3 separate regions of the Mus musculus genome follow, and all the other regions are linked to region 3. The links are chromatin loops, found by intact Hi-C in ENCODE. Cell type or tissue: heart. All regions are shown on one strand. Links, peaks and the distances in the headings refer to the core of each region. The heading gives the core; the rest is flanking DNA. Region 1 overlaps Cltc (clathrin, heavy polypeptide (Hc)). Region 2 holds the start of Cltc (clathrin, heavy polypeptide (Hc)). Region 3 holds the start of Dhx40 (DEAH (Asp-Glu-Ala-His) box polypeptide 40).

Region 1 (8,360 bases), core at 173-8,172, 99 kb before region 3:
CAGGGGTGCTGACACAGAGCTCTAACGAAGCACTCAAGTATGATGTCTGTGAGGGAAGCCTGCGCTACTAGGCAAGTCCCAGCCAGGCCAAGTGAGGGAAAAATCGCAATTAGTAACCTAGACAGTTTCTATTTATGTGTTATCTTTCATAAGAGCAAATTTAAATGACAAATACTAAGACATTAGGCGAGGAAATTAATAAACAGTTAAGTCCACTTAACAGCAGTCAAGTTTATGGACTAATTGAAAAATCAGTGCCTCTTGGATGTGCAATCAGGATGTAAGAGGGGAAGGAAGCACATATTGCATATAAAATATATCTAACTCAAAGAGTGAAACTTGTCATAAAGCTGAACACTTACCCATCCCGAAAACCTTGCTGAATTTAAGGACTAAGCATCCACATGCCTGCTACTTAAAAATTAAGGCTAACAGGGTTCTTTTGTTTGTTTGTTTGTTTTTACCACAGAACATGTCAGTGTTAAAGCTAATCAGAGTCTACTGTTAAGTATTCACAAGAATCCAAAGGTTTTACCTGGTAATCTTCTTCAGTAATAAAGAGGTTGTTCAGTGATTCATTCACAGATTTGTTGTTGTGGTTCTGCACTGAGCGTAAATATGGTTTCACCAGTGGTAGCTGTTTTACCTTTAAAATAAAGTTTGTTAGAAAGGTATCCATGGTTGAGAACTGTATCCAAGTACATCGAAATCCTCACTGTAAAGTTCAGTTTAAAACAGTTACCTTGCTGAAATAATTGACTGCACGAGTGTGATCCAACCGTGGAGACAGCACCATGAGCAAGTCATTTAACAACAAAGGCTTGAATTCTAAGTAGAACTGGATTGCTTTGTAGTACAGTTCCACATTAGCCACCTAAAAATAGAAATGCACATCAGTTTCTATCCAAGGAGCCTTCTCTTTCCACAGTGCACACTTCTGAGTGTATATACCTTGGTGATGATGTCTTTGAACTGCCCTTCCTTCCATGCATCGGTGGGGTGATTCATCATGGTAATGATGGCATTGTCATACTCTTCGTACTTGTCATACAGAAACACCAGCTCTGCCCAGAGATGAGCCTGTTCTGCAGCTCTCAGCACCTGCACCACAAAGTTGCTTTAGATGTAAATATGACTCCTGCAATCAGCCTAACAGGGAAAATGTTTTTTTTTTTTAATTTATTACTATTATTTATTTATTTGGATTTTTTGAGACAGGGCTTCTCTGTGTAGCCCTGGCTGTTTTTTTTTTTTTAATTTATTACATTTATTTATTTATTTATTTATTTATTTATTTATTTATTTATTTATTTGGATTTTTCGAGACAGGGCTTCTCTGTGTAGCCCTGGCTGTCCTGGAACTCACTCTGTAGACCAGGCTGGCCTTGAACTCAGAAACCCGCCTGCCTCTGCCTCCCAAGTGCTGGGATTAAAGGCGTGTGCCACCACGCCCAGCGAAAATGGTATTTTAAATTATTAGAGCTAATCAGTGGTGAAGACTGGTTGGTTACCTTAGGAATATTCACTCTCGACCAGAACAACTCCAGGTGTTCTCTCATTTTCTGTGGCTTGAATTTAGAATACAAAATAGCTAGCTCTGTGAACATTCCCATGTGAGCTCGCTCCAGTCCCAAGGCTGCCTCCAACATGGTGATGAGTTCTTCAAAATATCCACGATCCTACATAAAGAAAAAATGCAATTAGAGGAGAGAATATGTGTACGAAGGTTTCAATTCACATAAAGGCCTGGTGTCGTTACCTGATAGTAGTTGATAAGCTCCTCTAATTCATCTGCATGCACCACAATATGGAGTCCACACATCTGAGCAAGGCGGAACTCTTTCCCATCTACACAGGCAAAGCAGACCTAGAATAAACATTTTCCACTATGAGAACCCAAGTATAAATATGTGCAATTATTTCAACTCAACAGAAAAGAAAAAACAGTACAACGGTACAAGAGAAAAAAAAATCAAACAAAATGTTAATTCATCATTCAAACTTGGGTTTAGATTACCTCTTTCCATGTTCGAGTACTATTAGCTTTTCTGGCACCATCAACTGCTGCCTGATACTCGCCAAGGTGAACAAGGGTAGATGCCAAGCGTCCAAAGTTAGAAACATTATTGTACAACAACTTAGCAGCATCATACATTTTTTCATCATAACAACGGTCACCAACCTAAGGAGGAAAAGCAATCCATGATCAGTAAAACACAGGTTTCAGCCTAATCCCTTTTCCAAATTCTTATCTTACTACAAAGGAACAGATGGGTTTAGTTGAATATGCTGTAAAATTCAGCACCCAGAAGTTGAGGCAGGAGTAACAAATACCCATTCTTCATGCCACTGAATTTTGTATCTCAAAAATTACAAATAAAATGAATGAACATACACACACTCTATCTCCTAAGAACAGTTTAATTTCATAGCCCTAAAATATTGATTCAGCCAGGGTGATAAAATTACTCAATCATTGAACTTTCATGTGTTAAAATGTGGAACTCAGTTGGAAAGTGCTTGCCTTGCAAACAATAGGATGTGAGTTAATTAATACCTATGACCCACAAATTCAGGTGTTGCATGTGCTTGGAATCCCAGCACCAAACTAGTGGTAGATCAGTCCCTTGTGCTTGCTGGCCAGCTAGCTTAAACTACTTAGTGAGACTTTTGCCAACAAGAGACCCTGTCTTTTCTCCTAAGTAGATAATTCCTGAGGAATAAAAACAAGAGCCTGTCTTCTGGCCTTCACATGCACTTTGATGCAAGCATCCCACTGAAAACAGACAGACAGACGGACACACATGCACAGGAACTGGGGGGCAAATTAAACAGGAAACCCACTTGCTGAATATGAGCATTATTTGGCCCATTGATGAACTCTTCTAATTCTGCAAGGCGGTTTGTTTTAGCCAGTGCAAATATCAATTCTGTCTCCACATAGGACTCTCGAGCCTTCTTGCGTGCCATCTGCAAATACTTCACCAATTCTTCCCAGTTTCCTAAATAAAGAGAAAAATAAGTCCATAAACTAGCACCCTTGTTTTATATTTCCAAGCAAATATGTTAGATGTGCTATTAGTTCCCCCTGACAATTTTTTTTGAGTGTCATGCTATCTAAACAGCCTACGCAGTCCAAGAGTTTAAGGCATCCTGCCTCACTGGCAGGTGTACATCACCACACCAGCTTAACTCCTTTTTCAAAGAGACATTACTTAGAATGGCAAATATAAAGTGGATATACTTAAAAGTATAAAAATACATATCTATATTATTATTGCCCCGAAACTGCTTGATACTTCTGCCCACTTTAAAGTTATATTCCAGAGCTCTATCAGGATTTTATCAGACCTCAAAACAAAATGAACTTTCTCCAGAGACTTTCTAAACTCAGTCAGTCTAGATCAAGATGCTGGGCTAAAAGCTTTCACACGTAACCAGGGAGTGTCTGACCTCTATACAATTAAAACTTAAACACCTTAATGCTTGGCTTAGTGATTTTTTGGAGGTCTCAGGACATAAAGACAAGAAGTCTTACCGCTGGCATTGGCAGCCTGGACAACTTCCATGTAAGATGAAGGATCATCTGCTTTGATGTAAGAATCAATGGCTTCCTTCACCATTCCTTTCTGCAACTGAGCTTTTGCAAGTTGACTCCAAACAGCAGGCTCATTGCAGCGTTCAGCAAACTCATATGCACGATCCAGGTTTCCAATATGTTCAATCAACACCTGGGCAATATTTTTGAATTGGTGTTACTGTAAAATGGATCTCACCCAACATAGTTACATTTAAACGGATAGCATTTTATGATTACTCTACTGTGATAGCAATCTGTGCATACTCTCACAAGAAAACGCATTCTTTGCATCAAGAGAAGACATTATTGTCAATATCTCAATTCATGTAATTTCAAGATTTACCTGCACTGCTGAAGTATTGACATCAAACTTCCGGAAAATAGCAAATGCCTCTTCAAACAGCTCATTGCTGATGGCAATGTTGGCAATATCTGGAGCATCATAATTATCCAGGCGGTTAATATACTCCATAACACGTGTTCGGTCAGCCTTAATTGCAGTGAGGATGAGGAGATTTTGCAGATTCCTTAAGAAACCAAGACATTCAAGCACAATGTCATCAAAGAGTCATCAATGGTGAGGAAACACCACTGTGACACTAGAGGGTTATTTGTCTCAAGGGTCAGGGTGAGAAGAGCGTGTATTAGGAGAACAATCCAGAAAACTATCTGTTCTCTTTGTTTTCTCTTCCTTCCCCAAACCAACAGGCCACAAAGAGAGGCTGAGGAAGCCAATGCAAGCCCCTGGCAGCATAGCATACCTGTGCTCACTGAATACGGAGTTATCAAGAACGATTTTCTCCAGCAGTTCAATGAGCTCATTAGGAAGATCTGCTGTCATAAAAGCCTTCACAGTTACTGACACTTCTTCTGGGTCCTGAGTTTCAGACAAGGCTGTCTGTACAACCTACAAAGGATATACATGGAATAGTTTAAAAAAAAAAAAGGTATTTTTAAAAAGATATTGCCTGGTAAGAACAAGTTAGTTAGCTTTTCATTAGAAAACCTCAAATAGAAGGAAAAATACCCTTCTACTCAAAGATCTTTGTACACAAATATACATGAACACGTTTATATATGATGTTACCATTAGTGATTATGCAATTTTCACTTTCCCCTGTTAAAACACTATCCATAATAACGTATCACTATTTCTTTAATGGATTCTTATTTTCAAATCCCTAGGCACAGATAAGAAATTGAACAGCTCTTGTTTTGTCTACTTTCATGTGCTCAGATGCCATGTGATTGCAGGGAGCTTTGTATCTACTTGGGAATGTGCCTTGGAACCACTTTCTAGAGAGTGAGTGAATAACTCAAGAGCTAGTAATCTATGCCTCAAAATGCTCTATCTTTTTGTCTATCAGAAGAATTTAAGAATCATTTTAACAACAAGCAACAATTAGCACTTTAAATTCAAGATTTCAATTTCATATAGGTATAAAAATCTTCACTCCAGTGCTGTGCTATTTAGTTAAGACTTACTACTGATTTGGGTATCGAGTGTGCTATTCCTGTGTTTGTGTGCATGAATGTACAGGTGCATGTATCCAAAGGTGATCCAGGTGTCCTGCCCAGTCACGTGCTACTTTACTTCTGAGACAAGCCTCTCCCTGCAGCTGGAGCTCATTCATCTGGTTGGACAGCTGACAGCCCGAGAGATCTTCCCGTCTCTGTCTACCCAGCACTGCAGTTACATACAGGGGCTTTTATGTGATGCTAGGGACCAGAACTTAACAATCTCCATGATGCTTACTTGGACTTTTAGAAAAGAATTTGAGATAGAATCTTGCTACAGTCATAGGACAAGGTGAACTCAAACTCATATTCTTCCTCTCTCAAACTCCTAAGTACTAGGGACTTCAGGCATAAGCTGTCATACCCCAAAATTACTTGGATTTTTTTGTTTTTGAATTATCAATCCTCATTGTGTGCTGATGTACCTTTGTAAATGTCTTGATTTTGGTCATGTGTCAGGTAACTACTTTTAGTCAATCCTAATTTATTCCCTTTCTTTAGTGGTGATGAACTTAAGATAATTTTATGTTTTTAGACTTCACTTTCCTTATAATATTTTACACATATACATGATTTTACATTTATATAGTACAATTTTAATGTTTTTTTTTCACTTTTTCTGCCTTCTGTTATAGTTAAATATGACCCATTTAAATATATTTGGATATATGATAGGAAAGTATTCCAAGTAAGAATGATTGGAAACATTTTTGTGATTCTTACCTGGTCAATTAACGGTCTTCTGTATGGATTGCTTTCCAGTAGCACACTACCCCACAATTCTGGATCCTTTCGACGGACTAAGTAGCGAGAAAGGCTTTTGAAGAGGGAATTCTCATTGCAAACCTAATTAAAATAGCAAAGGTTAATTTCAGTGCAAATAGTAAAAACTACAGACGAGTCTGAAAGTTATTTGTAATCATATCAACTCTTTTAAAAAAAAATCTATTCTATATAGAATCTTGGGAATATCACAAATATTCTCACTGAAACTAAAGGATGGGGGAAAATTTAGGCACTTTTAAAAAGACCCCCACTACTGCATCTTTATTTTTCTTGTTTGAGATTGTGGTCTCACGTACCTGAGCTCTAAAGTCCTATACCTACCTGCCTTTACTTCTCACATGCTAGAAATACAGACACACACTAGCATATTTAGCTTATTTTTGATGTTAAAGCATTAGTTTTGTATTAACCTTAAATTATAGCTTTGTATTACAATCCAATACAGATCTGGTCGCCTTCAAAACTTTCTTCCAGTGTTTTATTAGCTAGTGCACACTTACTTCTCCATATATCTGCATGTAAATATGCATAATCTTTGAAAGTACATACATACATACATACATACATACATACATACATACATACATACATAAGTTTCTAAGGTCTGACCACTGAACAATTCTAGAAGGAACCTTCAAGATAGAACTTGGTTACTAATGGCATCTTTCATTAAAAGGTTGGGGGTTGCCTGAAAAAAAAGAGCAACTCTAAGCTAGGAAAGTTGCACAATGAGCCTTGAAGTGCCTCAAAGCAATCAGGCAACAATTTGCATGCCAACAGAAATTACAGTAATGGATTGTAATTCAAAGAGCACAACAGGAATCTATGAATCCAAGAATACTGACTAATAAATATGACAGAATTTGTTTTCAGCACTGGGATTTGTAAGCAGGACCTCACTCATGGTGGCCCAGTTTTCTACCCTTGAGCTCTAACCCATAACTGATAAAAGGAGAAAGGGATGAAGTAGTCATCAGCCTAGTAAGAATGCCTTATGTTACAAAGGCCAAGGATAGACAAGGAGGAAGAACATGTGCACCATCTGTTTATGAGGACTCCTGAAGGGAAGGTGGACAATTCAGTGGAGGCTGGCGACATAAAGAAAGAAAATAAGCTTCTAAATCCAACAGCACGGGGCAAATACCATTTAAACAGCGCTCTGAGTAGAAATTAGACCTGAAAACCTAATTATAGAAAACCCTTATTGAAACGCTTGATTCTAGCTACAAAGCAAAGTGACAGAGGGAAACTGAGGACTGTTTTCCTGTGGCCAGGCAGGGAGCTCACTTATACAGTACTCTCCCAGCACATGCAGTCTCAACACTGCAGAAAAGGAGGAAATGGAGATCATACATTTACATCAAATGTTCAGGAGCCAGCAAAATGGCTTCGTAGGTAAGGTCACTTGTCACCAAGGCTGATGACCAGAGATCAGTTCATTAGACCCATATCTACTGAGGAGATAATGGATTCCTACAAGTTATCCTCTGACTTCTACATACTTGTGCACAAGTAATAAATACTTTAATTAAAAAATTACAGAACAGGGAAATCCATTGGGGCTGGGTGTGGTTAAGCAGTTGTGAGGTTCTATGGGAAGGGAGTGTATGGAGATTTACTGAAAAAGAAGGTATCCTTGCTCAGTGCTGAGCGCCTGGATAAGAGTGGTGATTTTGCAACACTGAACTCACTGAAAGCCACTTAGATGTTCACTTTACAATGGAAAATTTGGTTATGCACCTATTTCACCAAAACAAACAAACCAAAACAAAAAACAAAAAAACAAAAAAACTAACAAAATACAAATAAAAAATTAGTTTACCAAAGGTATCAATCATTTAAAAACAAAATAAACAAACAAAAACAAATTTCTAAGAACTAATTTAGAATAAAGAGGCTAAAGAGTGGACACAATTGTGATCCTAAACTACAGAAAACCCTGACAAAACTGAAAACAAGCTTTTTAAAGTATCTTGCTAATGTCTGACTGTTGCTAGTACCCACATAAAGATACTTCTTCATTCTTACAAAGTAGAACCGGAATGGATGCAAATCCATGAGGTATGTAACCTAGTTAAAATGCTTTGTGTGGCAGGCCGTGTACAAGAACCCAAGCAAAGCTAATACATGTCAATTCAGGAGAGAGTGTATATAGACTTAGGTTTACTACTATTTCCAAATAAAGTTTTAAAAAGCACACATCTGCCCACAACTGTTGCACATTAACTAAAAAAAATCATATAGAATCTCAAAATTTGCTAACTGGAAATACAACTAGTTAGAGAACTACAGGTATCTCTGCACACACTCAGCACACTCAGTACTCACATTGATGAGCTCCAGGTCACACTGGCCACGTTCATAAGCAACACAAGCCAGATGGGGGTCTCTCTTCTCACAGTACTTCCCAACAACACGACTGTCATAATAAGGGTTTTCACGAAGAAATCTCTCTGGGTTGTTGTTACTGTCAATG
Region 2 (8,360 bases), core at 272-8,271, 49 kb before region 3:
AAAATGGCCATTTTGAATAGAATTTCAACTAGCTAATTTTATACTGAATATATCTAAAATAGTATCTTGGGTATAATGTGTTAAATAAAACATGAACTGCACCTATATTTTCCCTGTTACTTATGACCATCACATGTTTCTGATAGTCAGAACTTGTCTCACTGAGCCAGCCCCAAGACTTCCTTTGTTCACTGTATCACATCACTAATCATACTTTAAACAAGAGGAAAATCTCTTCTCTAGGCCAAAGTCCAACAGGAAAGAAAATAGTAGGAAATCTGTGTAGTTTCTTGTTCTATTTTTAAAAAAAGGAATTATTTATTTTATGTCTATGAGCACACTGTAGCTGTCTTCAGAGGGCATTGGATCCCATTACAGAGATTGTAAGCCACTATGTGTTTGCTGAGAACTGAACCCAGGACCTCTGGAAGAGCAGTCAGTATTCTTAACCAGTGAGCCATCTCTCCAACCCTCTTGCTCTCTCTCTCTCTCTCTTTTTAATTAGATTTATTTATTTTATGTACATGAGAATTTTGCCTGCATATACCTATGTGTGCTACATGTGTGCCTGGTATCCTTGGAGGACTGAAGAGCCCCTGGAACTGGAGTTACAGGAGATGAGGAGTTGTCTGTATGTGATGGGAACCAAACCCAGGTGCTCAGGAAGAGTTAACAGTCGCTCTTAAGCACAGAGCACCTCTCTGGTCCCTTGTAGCATCTCTTAAAGGCAATCACTGCAGCAGGGCATGATGATGCAGGCCTAGAACCCCGGCACTCAAGAGGCTGAGAAGCAAGAGGATTTTGAATCTGAATCCACTCTGGGCAACATTAGCAAGACACTGTCTTTAAAATATGATTTATGGTCAGGTGTGATGGAATATGCAATAATTCCAGCACGCTGGAGCCAGAGGCAAGCAGATCTCAGTTCAAAGCCATCCTGTTATACATAGTAAGTTTCAGACCAGACAGTGCGATATAGTTAAGACTCTGTCTTAAAAACAGAAGAGGCGATCCAAACCCCATTCTGACTATGGCCCCTGAGTACGGCCTCCAGCCTTAGTCTTCCACTGTTAATGTGAGACAGGACCAAGGGCTGAGTGAGGACACAGCACACAACAGAAGTTGGACTGCTCTCCTCCTCACTCTCTAGCCCTCACTTATCAGAAACAACTGTCCCAACAGCACACTACCCAAGTTCCCAAGACTTTAAAGTGAAAACCATAGTTTTGCATACCTTAAAGTATAATCCCAAACAGGGCACAAGTATTTTCATTAAAATTGGCCAAACTCCTTAAAGCTGAGTAAACTAACCTTTAAGAAAATTCTGGGGGGGGTGGGGGGGGAGGGAATCGGTCTTCATTTAAACTATTTCCACGGTAGATTAGAGTCTACTTCCAGGTGGCATGCTCTTCTAGTCTTCCTAAGCATCTATTACTGCTTTCTCTTTGAAACCAAAACCTTCTTAAGAATCCTACTATTCAACTCAGCAACACATTGCATGTCTGTGTTTATGGATCAAAGAGAGAAGAACGGGGTGGAAAGATTTGTAAATGAAAATTAAAAGTATCCAAATGCTCAACAAAATGTGTCAATTGCAAAATGCTTAATATGCCAGGAACTGAAAATTGCAGGCAGTGGGGTTTTGTTGTTTTGTCCTTTGAGACAGGGTTTTGCTGGCTGGCACTGAACTTTCTGAGTTCTGCAGCCTAGAATTTGTTCAGAATCTGCAACTCAACAAAAATTCCTTCATCACATAAAATATCAAAATTATGTGATATAGTTCCAAGCCTTGATGACAGATCTTCATCTAAACAAATGCACAAAGGGATATGAAAATAAATAGCAATTTTTTATTTGCAACATTCTCATAAAAAGTTTAAAATAAATTAATTTAGAGTTTGCTGTTAACTTTCACAAGTGAACTCTACACTCCTTACTTCCCAGTTCTCCTAAATGCTTTAGAAAGTTGTTTTCTAAGCAGAATGGCAGAGGCTGGGCAATCAAAGACTTAAGATGACAACTGGAATAATCCTTACACTGTATGTTTGTTTGTTAAAAGAGAGGGAATAAAAGTCTGAGATCAGAAGATACATTATCCTTTCGGCACACCTGACTCTATCTACTAGAGTGGGATCCTACCAGCCAAAGCCTAAAGTGTAATGAGGTCCTCCAGAAAATAAGCATCCGAGATCTTCAAGTGTATCTGTAAAGCTATTTTATAAATATTCAAAATCTTTAAATTTTGGAAAACAGTTTCAAATATTTGCAGAAATTGCTACTCACATGCCACACCTGCATTAAATCTGTTTTTAATTAGTGACAAGTTTGGATTCCAGTCTGTAAGACCATTCAACAATTCTGGTCTTGAGTTTAATAGAAATGAAAAACTATTACTCAAATCACCAGCAACGGTCATGTCATCAGCAGTTGTCTTTGCTTCTTTTGTGTAAGGTTTATACACATATTTGCAGAAAGCTATTTCTGGTAACTTCAGTGTGGCCAAGTGTTAATCCCAAAGATGGGAGAAGAAAAAACAGCAACCCAAATCATGGTCAAATTAATTAAAGCAAGCAATTAATTAAAGCTAGATTTTTTTCTGTTGTTAGTGTACACAGGCTGCCTCCCTCTTAACTCAGCCTGAAGAGCCCACTGTCCACTAACATCCAGAACAGTGCTTTCCTAACACTTTATATTCTTAACAGAGGAAACTCAAGCTTGAATTGAGAACAAAAATTAACTTCTCTGTCAGCATTGTCACTTGACATTTTTCAGACCTTTACAAAATAGAGATCTTATTGCCAAAATCAGATGAATTATTTGAAAACTAGTGATGACTGAAGAAAATGTATTCAAGTCATTTAATGGGCAAAGAAGTCCTAAAGTAAAATAATTCGTTAATGTTAGCAACACGGTAAAGTCTATAAAGAAATATTTAATTATTTTACTTGGTGCTAAATTTTAGTTAACCCTCTTTATTATCAAACATCTTTTATGTATATCAATGAAGAAAAGTAAATCAGATTGCCTTCAATGATAAAGCACTCAATAAGTTACCAATATTTGAACTGGATCACTGCACCTCCCCCTCATGAAATTAGCCCTTCAGAAGATGCAGCTGAAAGCAGATTTCTTTATGGGGATACTTGAGGGAAAGTAAATTAATATGAATAAATTATGATGTCAAAGAGTCGGGACAAGTGAACCAGGAAAATCAGCAGTTCAGAAGAAGCGTAATTCAGCGAAGCCCTCCAACAGTCACCTGCCTAGGCCAACTGCTGGCAGGTTGCCAGGTTAGACAATGGTGTATTGACTCCAGGATAAGGTGCAGTGGGGGGCGGAGGGGGGACGCCCCAGACTATTAAAAAGGAGCCAGTTACAGATCAACTTGTTAGGTACTGACACAGAGCAGGTATGCACTTAAACCCGGCTCTGATGAATTCCACGCAGTCCTGTGAGACATACTCCTGCCGTAATCCCACAACTACCTGCTAAATTCCAAAAGGCCATAAATAACCTCTAAATAACTCTCCCTACCTGCAAGAATCAAAGTGAGCCTAAGAGCTACACTAACCCTCTGAAGAAACCAAGAAAGGAAAAATATGCGCGTTCCCCTTGGGACCTTGACCCCAGGCACCGAGACTGACACCGCCCCTTGCCGCCCCTCTATCTTCTTTCTGTTCCTTCAGTGAGTGTGACCTTCGGTTCCTTATAGATTCAGGGAAGGCAAGCCACGAGCCACTGCTACCCTAACCCCAAGGTGCCTTTCTCAGTGGTGAGCTGCAGAGGGAGGATGCAGCTCCTCCCCAACCCACCCGCCACACAATTCCTGGGTGCAGACTCGATGTAGAAATGGGAATAGACCAAGGGAAGGTGACAGCCCCGCGTCGCTCAGGGTTAACGAGAAATCTTGCTCTGGGAGAAACGCGCGAGAAGCTCCCCCACCTAGCCCCTACCCAAATGAATGAACTGAGTAAAATGGGAAGGGGGGTCTGGTATGCGCAGTTCTTGCAATCCAGGAAGCAGAATAAGAGGTCGTCAGACGTAAGGCCTGGCCTCGCCGCCCTTTGCACTCCGATTCGTCATTTCCATCCTAGTCTCATATCATTTAACCCTTTAAGCTTTTAAGACACTGTCCTTCCTCCACCTATGCCAAATACCGACACCCCCCACTCCCCTTCTCTCGATCCCTTTCGGGCCAGGCCGCTAGCTTCTTCCTTCCCACGACCCTCGAAAAGTCCCTCAGCAGCCCCGACTCACACGTACCTGGAGATGCTCCTGAAAGCGAATGGGCAGAATCTGGGCCATGGCGCTGTCGGGGAGTATGGTCTCCTCCTGTCACTGGGGCTGCAGGGCAGTGCCTGCCCGGGCTCTCCAAGGGAGAGGAGGAGACGGGGAAGGGGAGGGGAGGCTGGGCTCAGAGGGATACTCTCCGGGGACGCAGGGAACTGGCAGGCAGACGAGAGAGCTTGGGTCGGGGGCGGAGGCTCCAGGGGCCGGGAGAGCCGCAATGGCGGAACCGGGAGCAGCGCAGACTCCGGAAACGGCTGAGCCCTGCGGAAGGATCCCGAGGCAGAACTCCGCCCAGTCTCCTCACGCCGTCCGCCTTATGTAGCCTTCCACAGACGCCGCGCCGCGGTCGGGCGTAGGGATTCAGGGACGCAGTGCGCGGAGCGCTCTTCGCTGATGCGGCTGCGGGGAAACAGAGGAACCGAGGGACTACTTTTTCTAGACTCATCACTTTCCCCAGGCTCCGGTTTCTCCCTTCTCCCCTCCCCCCTCCCACTTTTTTTTTTTTTTAACATTTTGCCACATCATGCGACTCGGGGCGAACTACGTCATTTCCGTAGGCGCTGTAAGACCCACCCACGCACTTCCCGGTGCACGTGATGCGGGTAGGGAAGGGTCGGTTGAAGGCTGCCAGAGTGGAGGGCGAGAGGCAAGATACTGGCCGCTGCTCCTGGGGAGGAGGTGGCGGTTGAGCCCCCTGCCGGCGTGGCGGCCTGGGCGTGAGGACACCGAGTGCCTGAGGAGAAGGCCGCGGCGTGGGTGCCGCGGTGACTAAGGGAAACGGCCCCGCCGCAGAGCTCCTCGGGCGGCTGGCTGCGGCGCGCCTCCCCCGCCTGGTTTCGCGCAGTGGGTGGTTGCTGACACCTCAGGGAGGGGGACCGTACTGAGCTGCAAGCTTCCTTGCCCTGACGCACGCCCTTCTGACGCCAGGAGAGCCGGATGGCTCCTCGAGATCCTCAGATAAACCATCTCAAAGGACAGGGAAGGCCATGGGAGAAGAATCTCCTGCTGGCCCCTGGAGAGCGCTTCCGCGGACATTTTGGTGGACTTAGATCAGCCTAGTGTAGAGATCAGTTTGGCCTTCGAGAACTGGAGGGTTCGGCCACAGGAAAAAGCTTAAAAGATGTAGATCAAAGGATGGCTAGGGAAAGAAACCTCAGGGGCTGTCTTGGAGCTGAGGGATTGACTGTTAGTCATACATGGTAGTAGGACCATTACCTGTAGTTACAGGGTGGGCGATGTAATAAGCCCTTCAAAACCGGAGCACCTTGCCTTCCTACAGCAGTAAGCTATCTGCAGCATTCATTAGCGATTAATAGCCGCCCCAGAGCTCTTGCTAAAGTGTAAGGTGTAATGTCTCACAATAGCACCAATATAAGGAAGATTTAGAGAGTTCATTTCCACATAGTTCGTCTTAATCCCCCTGAAAGTTCTTGAGGAAATTACTTTCAATGCCCCTTTCAACCTAAAGAACATAAGACAACCACTGGGTGTACAATAATTTTGCGTAAGCGGTTTTGCTTAGAGAAATCTGCTTAGTCATTTCAGTTGCGTTTAGTATTCCCCCCAAATACTGCCTTTCATATCTGGGCTGAGAGGAGAACCAGGCAAGTGAGAAGGCAGACAACAGACCCTTGAAGAAGAGCCTTGCCACCATATTTAGGATGTTTTGTGTTTACATAATTTCACTTAAGCACTTGAATGTGCCCTGTCCTGCAATGTTTGAAAAGATTGTTTTCATAAGACTTTGTCCTTTTCTAGAGGTGGGCAAATTTTAAATTAAAATCCTAAGGGAGTTACTGTTTTATTACAGAAATGTCAGTAGCTTAATAGAATTGCACTTTCAATCTCAGAATTTGGGATGTAAGAGCTTCACCATGAACAGATCACCACATTTCAATTTATTGACAAGGGCCTTGTATTTTCATACAGACCCTGCATGAAAGGACATTTCAAATCCCCAGAGCAGTTGATTTTACTTCCTTGGTGTGGAATACCTAACCAAAAAGTGCGCTGAGACTGCTTTGTCATCACACATAGAAATTTCAAGAATGAGTTGTTTTCAGAAATCATTTAGAAAGAAGAAAAGTAGATGGTGATATCCCAAATCATTCTGCTTATTAATAGGACTGCTGCCTTGCCTGCCAGATTCTCCTCTCAGCCTAAATATGAAAGGCAGTATTGGAGAAAAACAGTAAAAGCAACTAAAATGACTAAGCAGATTTCACTCAGCAAAGGCACCTTAAACAGTTAATGCCCCCCCCCCTTTTTTTTTCCAAGAGAAAAATAGTGTAAATGATAATGCTACCCAATGCTGGGGACACTGTGGTGCTCACCTGTGATCCTCACACTGGAGGGTTCTGAGGCAGGAAGATCTAGAGTTCCACATAGCAGGACCTTGTTCCCCCAAACTAGAACAGCTCCAAACTGGCATGCCTCTTAAAGATCAGTAATTTGCTGTAATAAAAGATGATTATAATGAGATTGTGCTGGCTAAATTTCCAGCAGGACAGAGACAGGGGAAAGGACAGTTCCTGGTTTAGAAATCCCAAACACAGTAATCCCAGCATTCGGGAGGCAGAGGCAGGCGGATCTCTGAGGCCAGCCGGGTCTACAGAGTGAGTTCCAGGACAGTCAGGGCTACACAGAGAAACCCTATCATGTAAAACCAAAAAGAAAAAAGAAATCCCAAACACTGAGGCACTAAGTTTTCTAAGCTATACCTAAAAGGCGTGGTTTTAAGCACTACCTTAAAATAGATAACCTGATAAGCTCTAAAACAAATCCTGCTATCCTGTGTAAGTAACTTTTTTATCCAAACAGACTGCTGCAAAGGATGAGTCATCACCCTGGCTTTTAGTTTGCCCTGTTTTAGTAAAAGAGGTCATGTACTAAATGGTCAAGGTATGAATTTGAAGCTATTTTTACAGAGTTATCAACAGCAGGCCCTTATATAGTAAGCGCCATAACAAAAACATTGCTTTGTATGTTATTTTGAGGAATTGTAGTTTCTCAAAATCTACACAAGAAAACTGTATTGTTCGCCAGTTCTATATTTTATACCAGGAACTCTGTAATGGTTATAGATGTGTAACCATCCTGGAACACAAAGCAAAACCCACCACTTTTCTGCTGGGTGTGCTGGTACATGCCTGTAATCCTAGCACTTGGCACTTGGGAAGCCAGGATAATAGTGAAGAGAGTCAGGAATTCAGGGCTGGTTTCCTATATTGAACAGACTGAGCTACATGAGATCCTGCCTCAAAACAAAATCTTTGATAGCCACACATGATGACTCACACCTGTAGTCTCTGAACTTCCCTGAGTGAGGCTTATGCCTCATCTTCTGTGGGTGAGGTTGTGGGGAATTCAAGGGCAGCCTAAACTACAGAGAAACTGTCTCTCCCTCACTGTCCCCACCCCAAAGCCAAACCTTTTTATAGGATTCCTCCATAGTAGTTCATCTTAAGGCAATCCCAAAGCCTTCTAAAAACAGCTTGAACTAATTGCAGTGTAAAAGTCATAGACATTCATCAGATAGACAATGATTAATTGGAAAGTAGAACTCTAATGCTTCATACCAAATATAATTCAGATTTTAGAAACCATAAGAGACACTTTGGAATTATACAGGTAAGATTCTGGTTTCACCATTTAAACAGCACCTTTAAAATACCTCAGCCCCTTAGAGCTACTGATAAGAATTGTAGCTTTTCATGCAAGATAAAAGAGAACCATAGCGCTTGCCACTAAGAAAGAGAATCTCCCTTGAGTCTTAGGGATTGGTCAACATAGTGCCCACTGTGTTTCAGTGCAGTATGATCAGACTATAGGCAAAGTTCCTCAACAAGGATAAAGAGTGGACAAAAAACATTTGCAAAGCAATATGGCCTTTCTACTTTAGTCTGAAATGGACCTGAGCTTATATCTTTCTTTCACTGTCAAGCTGTTCTTGAATACCCTATAGACAAGTTCTATAATGGATCAGGGATGGCAATAAGATGTACAGTGAGTATTCACTAAAATAGCACCAAGTATATTCCAAATGAAAGGCTAAGACTAATCTTGTGGGA
Region 3 (8,360 bases), core at 180-8,179:
CATGGAGGTTATGAGCCATTATATGAATGTTGGGAATTGAACCCAGGTCTTTTGCAAGAGTAACAAGTGCCGGGTGTGATGGCGCACACCTTTAATCCCAGCACTCAGGAGGTAGAGGCAGGTGGATCTCTGAGTTCGAGGCCAGCCTGGTCTACAAAGTGAATTCCAGGATAGCCAGGGCTACACAGAGAAACCCTGTCTCGAGCCCCCCCCCCCCCAAAAAAAGAGTAAAAGAGTAACAAGTACTCTTAACTATCCAGCCATCTCTCCAGCCCCTAGTAATAAATCATTTTTTTAAAAAAAATCTAACCAACATGTCAAGGAACCTATGATTTAAAAACAAACAAACAAAACATACTCTAAGAAAAATAAACATTAACACTGTCATGGTTTGAATATGTCTGGCCCAAGGAGTGGTACTATTTGGAGGTGTGAACTTTTTGGAGTGACTAAAAAGTGACTGTGGGCATGGGCTTTTTTTTTTTTTTTTCCCCTTGAATAGCCCTGGCTGTCCTAGAACTCACTCTGTAGACGAGGCTGGCCTTGAACTCAGAAATCCACCTGCCTCTGCCTCCCAAGTGCTGGGATTAAAGGCGTGCGCCACCACTGCCCAGCTGCATATGGGCTTTAAGACCCTCATTCTAGCTCCCTGGAAGTCAGTCTTCTAGCTGCCTTCTGAACAAGAAGAGGAACTCTCAGCTCCTCCTGCATCATGTGTGCCTGGATGCTGCCATGATCTCATTCTGATGATAATGGACCGAACCTCTGAAAATATAAGCCAGCCCCAATTAAATATTGTCCTTTAAAAGAGTTGCCTCAGTCATGGTGTCTGTCCACAGCGGTAAAACCCTAACTAAGACAAACATCTGATAACAGATAAACTAGTTGAGGATGGGAAATAAGAGTCAGATACCTAGACGGGCAGTAGTGCAATCCCTTTAATCCCAGCACTTGGGAGGCAGAGGCAGGTGGATTTCTGAGTTTGAGGCCAGCCTGGTCTACAGAGTGAGTTCCAGAACAGCCAGAGCTATACAGAGAAACCCTATCTGGAAAAACCAAAATAAATAAATAAATAAATAAATAAATAAATAAAATAAAGTCAGATACCTAAGACAAGGCCTTAACAATATGAAAGAAAAAAATTAATCCTAGGGGCTAGAGAGATGCCTTAGTGCTTGGTTAAGAACATTTGCTGCTTTTTTCCAGAGGACAAGGATTCGGTTCCCAGCACCTATATGGTTGGTAGCTTACAACCATCTGTACTTCCAGTTCTAAGGTATCTGGGATCCTTTTCTAAACTCCTTGGGTACCATGGATGGTATACAAAGACACTGGCAGGCAAAACATTTATGTTCATAAAAAGTAAAAACAAAACAAAACAAAACACACAAACAAACTAAACTGTCCTATGTGGATTCTGGGGATTGCACTCAGGACCTCATGCTTGCCAGGCAGGTACTTTACCAACTGAGCTACCTCCCCAGGCCATGTCCTGTTCCCCCAACGCCTTAATATCTTTTTTTTCTTTTAATGAAGGAGCTAGCCTACTTGAGGAGTTCTAGGCCAGTGATAGACCTTATCTCAAAAACAAAAGCAAACGATAAATCACATACATGGCACTCGGAGGATAACACTCGAAGTCATCCTCTGGCCTCAACACATACGTGTATATACACCATCACAGAAAGACACACAGAAGGGCTGGAGTGTGTGTTTTTAGTACTTTAAATGTATACTAGTAAATTTTTATACCTTGGAGCTGCAATCATCAAAACGAACTTGGTATCCTACTTTAGATCCCAAAGTGCATTTCATTTCCTCAGCAACCCTCTGAGCAACTGATATGGCGGCTACTTTTCGTGGCTGAGTCACACCAATCATACCATGTTGTGAAAACCCTATTAAAACCAGAAATATAAACACAAAGCAGAGTTAGCAATTCTTTCTTCCGACTGAACTAAAATTAAAAACTGTTCCTGGTCAATCGATGCAAATGGTATGTTTTCAAAAGAAAACCCTACAAGATCAGCAACATACTGCAGTACATTTGCATAAACATTCTTACTATTAATTTAAAACAGGAATGCACATTCACAGACGAAACAGCTCAGAGGTAAAGATGCTTCCCTGATACCTGAGTTCCACTCCAGACCCTACACTGGCAGGAGAGAACTGACTCCCTAAAGTTATCCTCTGACCTCTACATGCACACTGTGTCCCACATGTGCCTAAACACATATAGAGATAGCATATGAAAGGAAGTTTTAAAACATAAACCAGAGCCAATTTAAATATACATGTTAATTAGGTTTGAGGTTTTTATTTTTTTAAAGCATTTAAACAATAAGTCAAGGATTCTATAAGTTTGGTTGGTCTGTTTTACAAGATCTCATTAGTCTACCATACTGGCTTCAGACTCCTGGACCCTACATATCTTCTGCCTCACAAGTAGCTAGTACTATGGCATAAGTACGGTAAAACCAAAATACAAAAAAACTCCACACACTTCCTAAACTTTTCTTTGCCACAGAATAAAACTGGATTTAAAAATACCACTTTTGCATAAATTTTTGTAAACATTGTAACCATTTTAACATCCCCGAAAATGGAGATGTATTGTACCGTTGGTAGCACTTGCTTTCTTACTGGCATGTAAAATGACAGCACGCCTTAGCAGGCGATGTTGAATTAGGACAGATGCATCCGATTAGGTTACTGTGAGGGCAGGCGTGATGGAGGCTAGCTCAAACAGCATACGTAGGCCATTCTCAAAAAAAAAAAAAAAAAAAAAAATTCCCAGCAATGGTAACATACACCTTTAATCACAGAACTCAGGAGTCACGGGCAAGTGGCTCTCTTAGTTCCAAGACAGCCAGGGCTACACAGAGAAACCTTGTCTTGGAAAAAAAGAAAAAGACTTAAAAATTCAAAGGATATGTTTTTATTTATGTATAGTGTATATATATCTCTGTCTTTGAATGTGCACATTCAGGTCCCTAGGAGTCCAGAGGAGGGTATCGGAATCCCCCAAACTAGAGTTATAGGTGGTTGTGAACCGCCAATATAGGTGCTGGGAACAAAAATCTGGTCTTCTGAAGCAGCAGCAAGAGTTTACATCTGCTGAGCCATCTCTCTAGTACCCCCCAAATTAACTTTTATTTTAATATGAGTAATATATAATTTTCTCTTTTCCAAAATTATGAAAGAGAATGTTGCCACACTGATGAGACACTTTATTGGTAATTTGTTTGCTCAATTCTGGTAGAATCTGAGAATATTTGTCTGATAACGGTCTAGAGGAAGAATAAATTGTCAGCAACAGCAAAGTAGTGGTGGCACACACCTTTAATCCCAGCACTCAAGAGGCAGAGGCAGGTGCATCTCTGAGTTCCAGGCCAGCCTGGTCTACAGAGTGAGTTCTAGGGCTACACTGAGAAACCCTGTCTCAAAAAAAAAAAAAAAAAAAAAACCAACACCCCCCCAACAAAAATATGTCCCCAACAGAGGTCAACTATCCTTTCCAATTCACAATTGTTTCAGTTCTCACTGGCTAATGAGATAACCTTATCCTAAAAGAGAAAATTAACATCCTTTTATTTTTCCTTCTTATCATATAACCATAGCTGGCCTGGAACTTAATATGTAAACCATGCTAGCCTTACAACTCAGAGATGCTCCTGACTCTGCCTACCAAGTGCTGGGATTAAAAGTGTGCACCACCACAATCAGCCTTCTTCTTCTTCTTCTATTATTATTATTATTATCATTGTAGTTTAATATGTCACCCCAACAATTCCGGAGCCTGAAATAAATCCAGAAAGCCAAGGAGACATAGGGAGGCTAAGGATCTGACAAAGCAACGCAGCAATGGGCATTTGCACACTACAGTACTTTCATTAAAATTTAAAGAATTTCTCTCTTTAGTGCTTCCAGCTTTATCCAAGAATAAAATTACCTGCTTCATAAAGGTATTTAGGGAGTTGAGTTGTTTTACCACTTCCTGTATTTCCAGTAACGATGAGGAACGAGTTGTCCCTCACAGCTTGAATGAGCTTTTTTCTTTGTTTCTGAATAGGAAACGTTGGAGTTGTTCCTCCCTCCTGTGATGTGCATCCTTTCTCTTCTGTAACAACACAAAAACAATTGTGCAATGAAAACACCTGAGAAGAGCTCTCTGACAATGGCTCAGACCTGAAAGAAGAATGCACAGGAATCGCACAACGGGAAAGATCAATCTATGACTTTTCAGTTACGTCAACCATGTACAAATCACACGTGAAAGTTTATAAACTCAGAATAACTTTTTTTGGTAAAATCAAACAACTTCAACATTGTTGATGTGTAACTCGCCGTACTTGACAAAGTCAGTCAAGCACAAGACAACGTGTATGTATGCATACCTACCTGGAAAAACTAAACTCAATTTTATTAAACAATAGATCAACAACCTGAGCACAGCAGAACAACTCTGAGAAGAAGAAGAAGCCACCTGTATTTGCTTCTGATTCACAGTTCAAGTTAGGTCCCTGTTCAGAGTGACTGATATCCCAGAAGGCCAAGTGGTGGGTAACCATGGAAACTGGCTCCTGGAAACGGGCTCCCTTCATACCGTACCCAAAGGCAGGCTGGCGGCCCGACGAAGGGGAGGGGGATGAACGGGTAGAGAACAAAGGCTTTATGAGGCTGTAGAACAGCAGAAGGCATTTGGGCGTTCGGGTCCACTTTCTTGCCCCCCAGAGAGGTTCTCACCCAACTTGGGTTTGGGACCGCCCCCTTCTAAGCCAAAGTGCTCACTGGACGCAAAGTTCGTCGTCTGGCTTAAAAGACCAAAAGAACGTCTAAGCTCCCTTCCCACCTCCTCTGCCGCCCACAGATGTACTTTTCGCCCCGCAAATAACTCCCTCCGGGTGCCACAGCGTCCCGCGGACCGTACCTCTGTCAGCGATGCGAACAGCTGACGGCCGCTCTTCCTGGAGCTCTATTGGCCGCTCGCCTTCCTCCTGCCGCCTTGGCGCCCTGCCCGCGACGGCGGGAAACCGGGACATAGACCCGGTCCGGAGAAGAAGCGAACACGTCCACGGAGCCGAGGAGATGGGAGGGGAAAGGCGAGGACGCGCCCTGATGACGTAGGGGTGTTTACTTCCGCGCGTGCGACTGGCTGAGAGGGGTGGGGGAGCGGCTCGATGACGTGGCGGCCTCTGCTTGGACGCGCACGGGCCCGCGCTCCTGGGGGCCCCGAGGCACCACCCCCAAGGAGTCCCGCCCATCGCCACGTGCCTCCGCCACCCGCGAAGTCACACCTGAACACCTGAGGGCCAGGTCACAGTTTGTCCAGTGTGGCCCTTAGTCACCACAGCATCCCCACAAGTCTTGCCTATCTCCAGATACCAGTTGAATGACCCTTTCCCAGGAGCCGAAGCCATCCTACAGTGTGACCTTGGGCAACTCACTTCCCTATCGTCCTATCAAGACACATAGTGCGGTCCAACTTGTAGTTCTGTAGTTTTCAAAACTTAGATTCCCATGCTGTTTCACTTCCTTCATGGAACCCTTCATTTACATTTATTTGCATATTTTCCATACCCTCCAAGAAGCTGGGAAGACACACATGATCCAGACTTCCGGAACACTATATATTGTACACCCAGCAGGGAGCAGTGATTTGAGGTGGACAATAGGGTTTGTTGAGGATAGATGAATGAATAACATCTGGGTTGTTGGTTGATTTTTTTTGTTTTTTTCGAGACAGGGTTAACATCTGTTTTAAAATAAGTTGACTTTTAGTGGAAGTACGTTCCTTAGAAAACACAACTGCTGAAAATTCTACAGATACACATTATCTGAGGTGGTGTGGTTTACTTATTTTTAAAGGTATGTTGGGGACTTGGTGTACAGTTCAGTGGTAGAATACTTATCTACGATATGAGAGACCCTGGGATTCAATACCCAGTACTTTATCAAAGCTGAGTGTGGTCCTAACACTTGCGAGGCAGAGGCAAAAGAGTTGCTGTGAGTTCCGGGTTACCACCAGGATAATTCTGAGAATGAGACTCTGTCTCAGAAGAGGAGGTGAATAAAGGGGAGAGGGAGAAAGAAGGGAGAGGAAAAGAGAAGGAAGGAGGGAGGGGGGGAAGAGGGGAAAAGGGAGGGAGGGAAGGAGGGGGGTTCTTGGACTAGTCCTTCAGTGATAATGCCAGCTGATTTTCTGAGTTGAGTTAATTATGAAAAAATGTGAAGAAACCTGCTTCTTACACTTAAATCACTATGTAGCCCAGGATACCCTAGAACTCATGATCTTCCAGCCTCAGCTACCCAAGTGCTAAATTACAGATATATGTGACCTTGTCCATTTGCTTCTTGCACTTTTCAGTAGTTCCTGCTGTTAAAATTAATCATGGTTTATAGGAAGGCAACATAAAACTACCATTCACTTATCAACCCAAGACCAAACTAGAAAAGATGTAAGATGTTACAAGAATCCAAGACTTTGCTTTAAAACGTACATGTATCAACTCCTTTTCAACGTAACTGATCAACAACTCCTTTAATGCAAGTTTATCAGAATTTGAATGATAGCAAGTCAGGTGTAACTTTCTAACGGCTGAGGCAATAGCCCTAGTGACAGGAGAACATTTTAGATTTCTCCAAAACATTAAAACCATCTCTGAACCTTTCGATTTCTATTAGTAATTCAAACTATTATGTCAGAAGAGATCAAAATATACAATTGTAGTCAGACCATGAAGATATTGGTGACCTCTGTAACTGAGCAACAGACCAGCTATTTCACAAAGTCACTTTCTAAGAAAATAAGCAGAATCATTTCAAATCAGGAATTGTGACCATTTACTAAGCAATTTGTATTTAAATGATTAAGTATTTGATATATACAGTTTTGGACAAAGTCTCACTATATATCACTATATAGCCCTAGATGGCCTGAAACTCATTAAGTAGATCAGGTTAGCTTTGAGCTCCCAGAAGTTTGCCTGTCCAGGGATATGGGATTAAAGGTTAATATTCTCTGGTTTTCACGTGTGAGAAAGAAATTTCTGAAACTTCCTCTTGGTGATGAAAAAGAGAGAGATAAGAAACCTCACAATCATACTAACCTAATACTGGAATGAGAAGTGGAATTATTTAAATGAGGAGTGTCTTTCAGTGGTTGTAACTCTTAGAGTTGACTCCATTTGTTGATAACCACCTAGCAAAATATCCAGAATAAAACTGGAAGCCACGAATTAAAGAAAACAAAGTCAAGGAGCCTAGATGGTAGCACCATCCAACCAAGGTTTTCCCAACCTTGGCCATGTAGACTATTTTACTATTAATGACATAGGGATATTCCTAGTATTTCTAGACCAATGATCTTACAAATTACAATAACAAATAGAATACAAACACGGAGTAAAAGTGGAAAATGTGTGGGCTGAATTTTGGAAGAATGGTAAGCATCCCCAACATTGAATCTATGTCTCGTTACCTCTGAGTCAGGAGAAAGAGTACAAGTGATAAGCAAAGGTTAAGAAGTGTGGATTGCACCTTGCTGCTGTTGCTTCAATGAGCAGTCTTCCAAATGTTCTTGGTTCCATGCAATCTATTTCCGAGCATCAAGGGCTCAACTGTAAAGACTTTCAAAATGATGAAATAATGTGATTACATCGCCATTGAAAAAGAAAGCAAAATATGGTGGGTGGGTAAGGGGGACTTTTGGTATAGCATTGGAAATGTAAATGAGCTAAATACCTAATAAAAAAAAAAAAAAAAAGAAAGCAAAATATAGGGCCCCTGAAGTGATGGTTAAAGGGCCCTTCAATTATTACCCACTGGATTGCATTGTGCAGCATGTGTTACCCACCACCCCACCCATATACACACTGTACACACTCACATACACAATAATAAAATATTGTGAAGTAAAACCAATACATGAAGCAAAAATATCATATGTTGTTTACATAATAACAAGCAGAGTCCCAAACACTAGACACATAATAATGTCAGAGACCCAAGAACAGAACATGATGGCTTATGGCTCATAGAAAGACTGAACAGTACTATCACTAATCTGATTAAATAAGAATTGTTTTGGTCACATAAAGAAAAGCAGACAGAATCCGTACTGTACGGAGAAGGGGAGGTATCACAACACAAACTGAGAATGTATTTGATGGGCTTGTCAGTCACTGGTTCAAATGGATGAAGGCAAGTGAAAGGAAGATTGAGAACAGATGGTAAAGACACCCTGACTCAGGGGATGTGATGGAAAAGGCTGGGACAGGCCATAGTGGTGCACACCTTTGATCTCATCTCTTGGATGCAGAGGGAGGAGGATCACTGTGAGTTTGGGGCCAGCCTGG

Evidence for each region. Hi-C counts contacts between places; a loop is a spot of excess contacts. Peaks named below come from ENCODE experiments on the same cell type or tissue, not always from the same donor. Only the 100,000 strongest peaks of a DNase experiment are listed, where the experiment ranks them.
Region 1: it touches region 3 in a loop (1.9-fold over the local background); 3 of 42 quality-filtered maps call a loop at or near these places.
Region 2: it touches region 3 in a loop (2.1-fold over the local background); 6 of 42 quality-filtered maps call a loop at or near these places.

The regions. Positions count from the first base shown.
Region 1 is chr11:86,703,129-86,711,488 of GRCm38, forward strand. Cltc (clathrin, heavy polypeptide (Hc)) reads right to left here. Exons shown (of 32, transcript NM_001003908.2): 17 at 8,213-8,360; 18 at 5,822-5,944; 19 at 4,342-4,487; 20 at 3,924-4,107; 21 at 3,539-3,731; 22 at 2,845-3,002; 23 at 2,018-2,182; 24 at 1,760-1,867; 25 at 1,512-1,679; 26 at 952-1,101; 27 at 743-874; 28 at 536-646. Among named protein-coding and RNA genes, the nearest start is that of Ptrh2, 23 kb to the left of the region's middle. In heart, for the core only: no CTCF peak of the experiment used is centred there; no DNase peak of the experiment used is centred there.
Region 2 is chr11:86,752,985-86,761,344 of GRCm38, forward strand. Cltc (clathrin, heavy polypeptide (Hc)) reads right to left here and starts at 4,583. Exons shown (of 32, transcript NM_001003908.2): 1 at 4,264-4,583. The coding sequence starts at 4,305. Gm42085 (a long non-coding RNA gene) reads left to right here and starts at 4,729. Exons shown (of 3, transcript XR_880101.3): 1 at 4,729-4,892. In heart, for the core only: a CTCF peak has its summit at 4,980 (motif pointing left); DNase peaks (open chromatin) are centred at 3,337, 4,587 and 4,887; H3K4me3 peaks cover 3,984 bases; H3K27ac peaks cover 3,793 bases.
Region 3 is chr11:86,802,505-86,810,864 of GRCm38, forward strand. It overlaps Dhx40 (DEAH (Asp-Glu-Ala-His) box polypeptide 40), which reads right to left and starts at 5,156. Exons shown (of 18, transcript NM_026191.2): 1 at 4,934-5,156; 2 at 3,956-4,123; 3 at 1,753-1,898. The coding sequence starts at 5,045. In heart, for the core only: no CTCF peak of the experiment used is centred there; DNase peaks (open chromatin) are centred at 4,647 and 5,127; H3K4me3 peaks cover 1,550 bases; H3K27ac peaks cover 1,157 bases.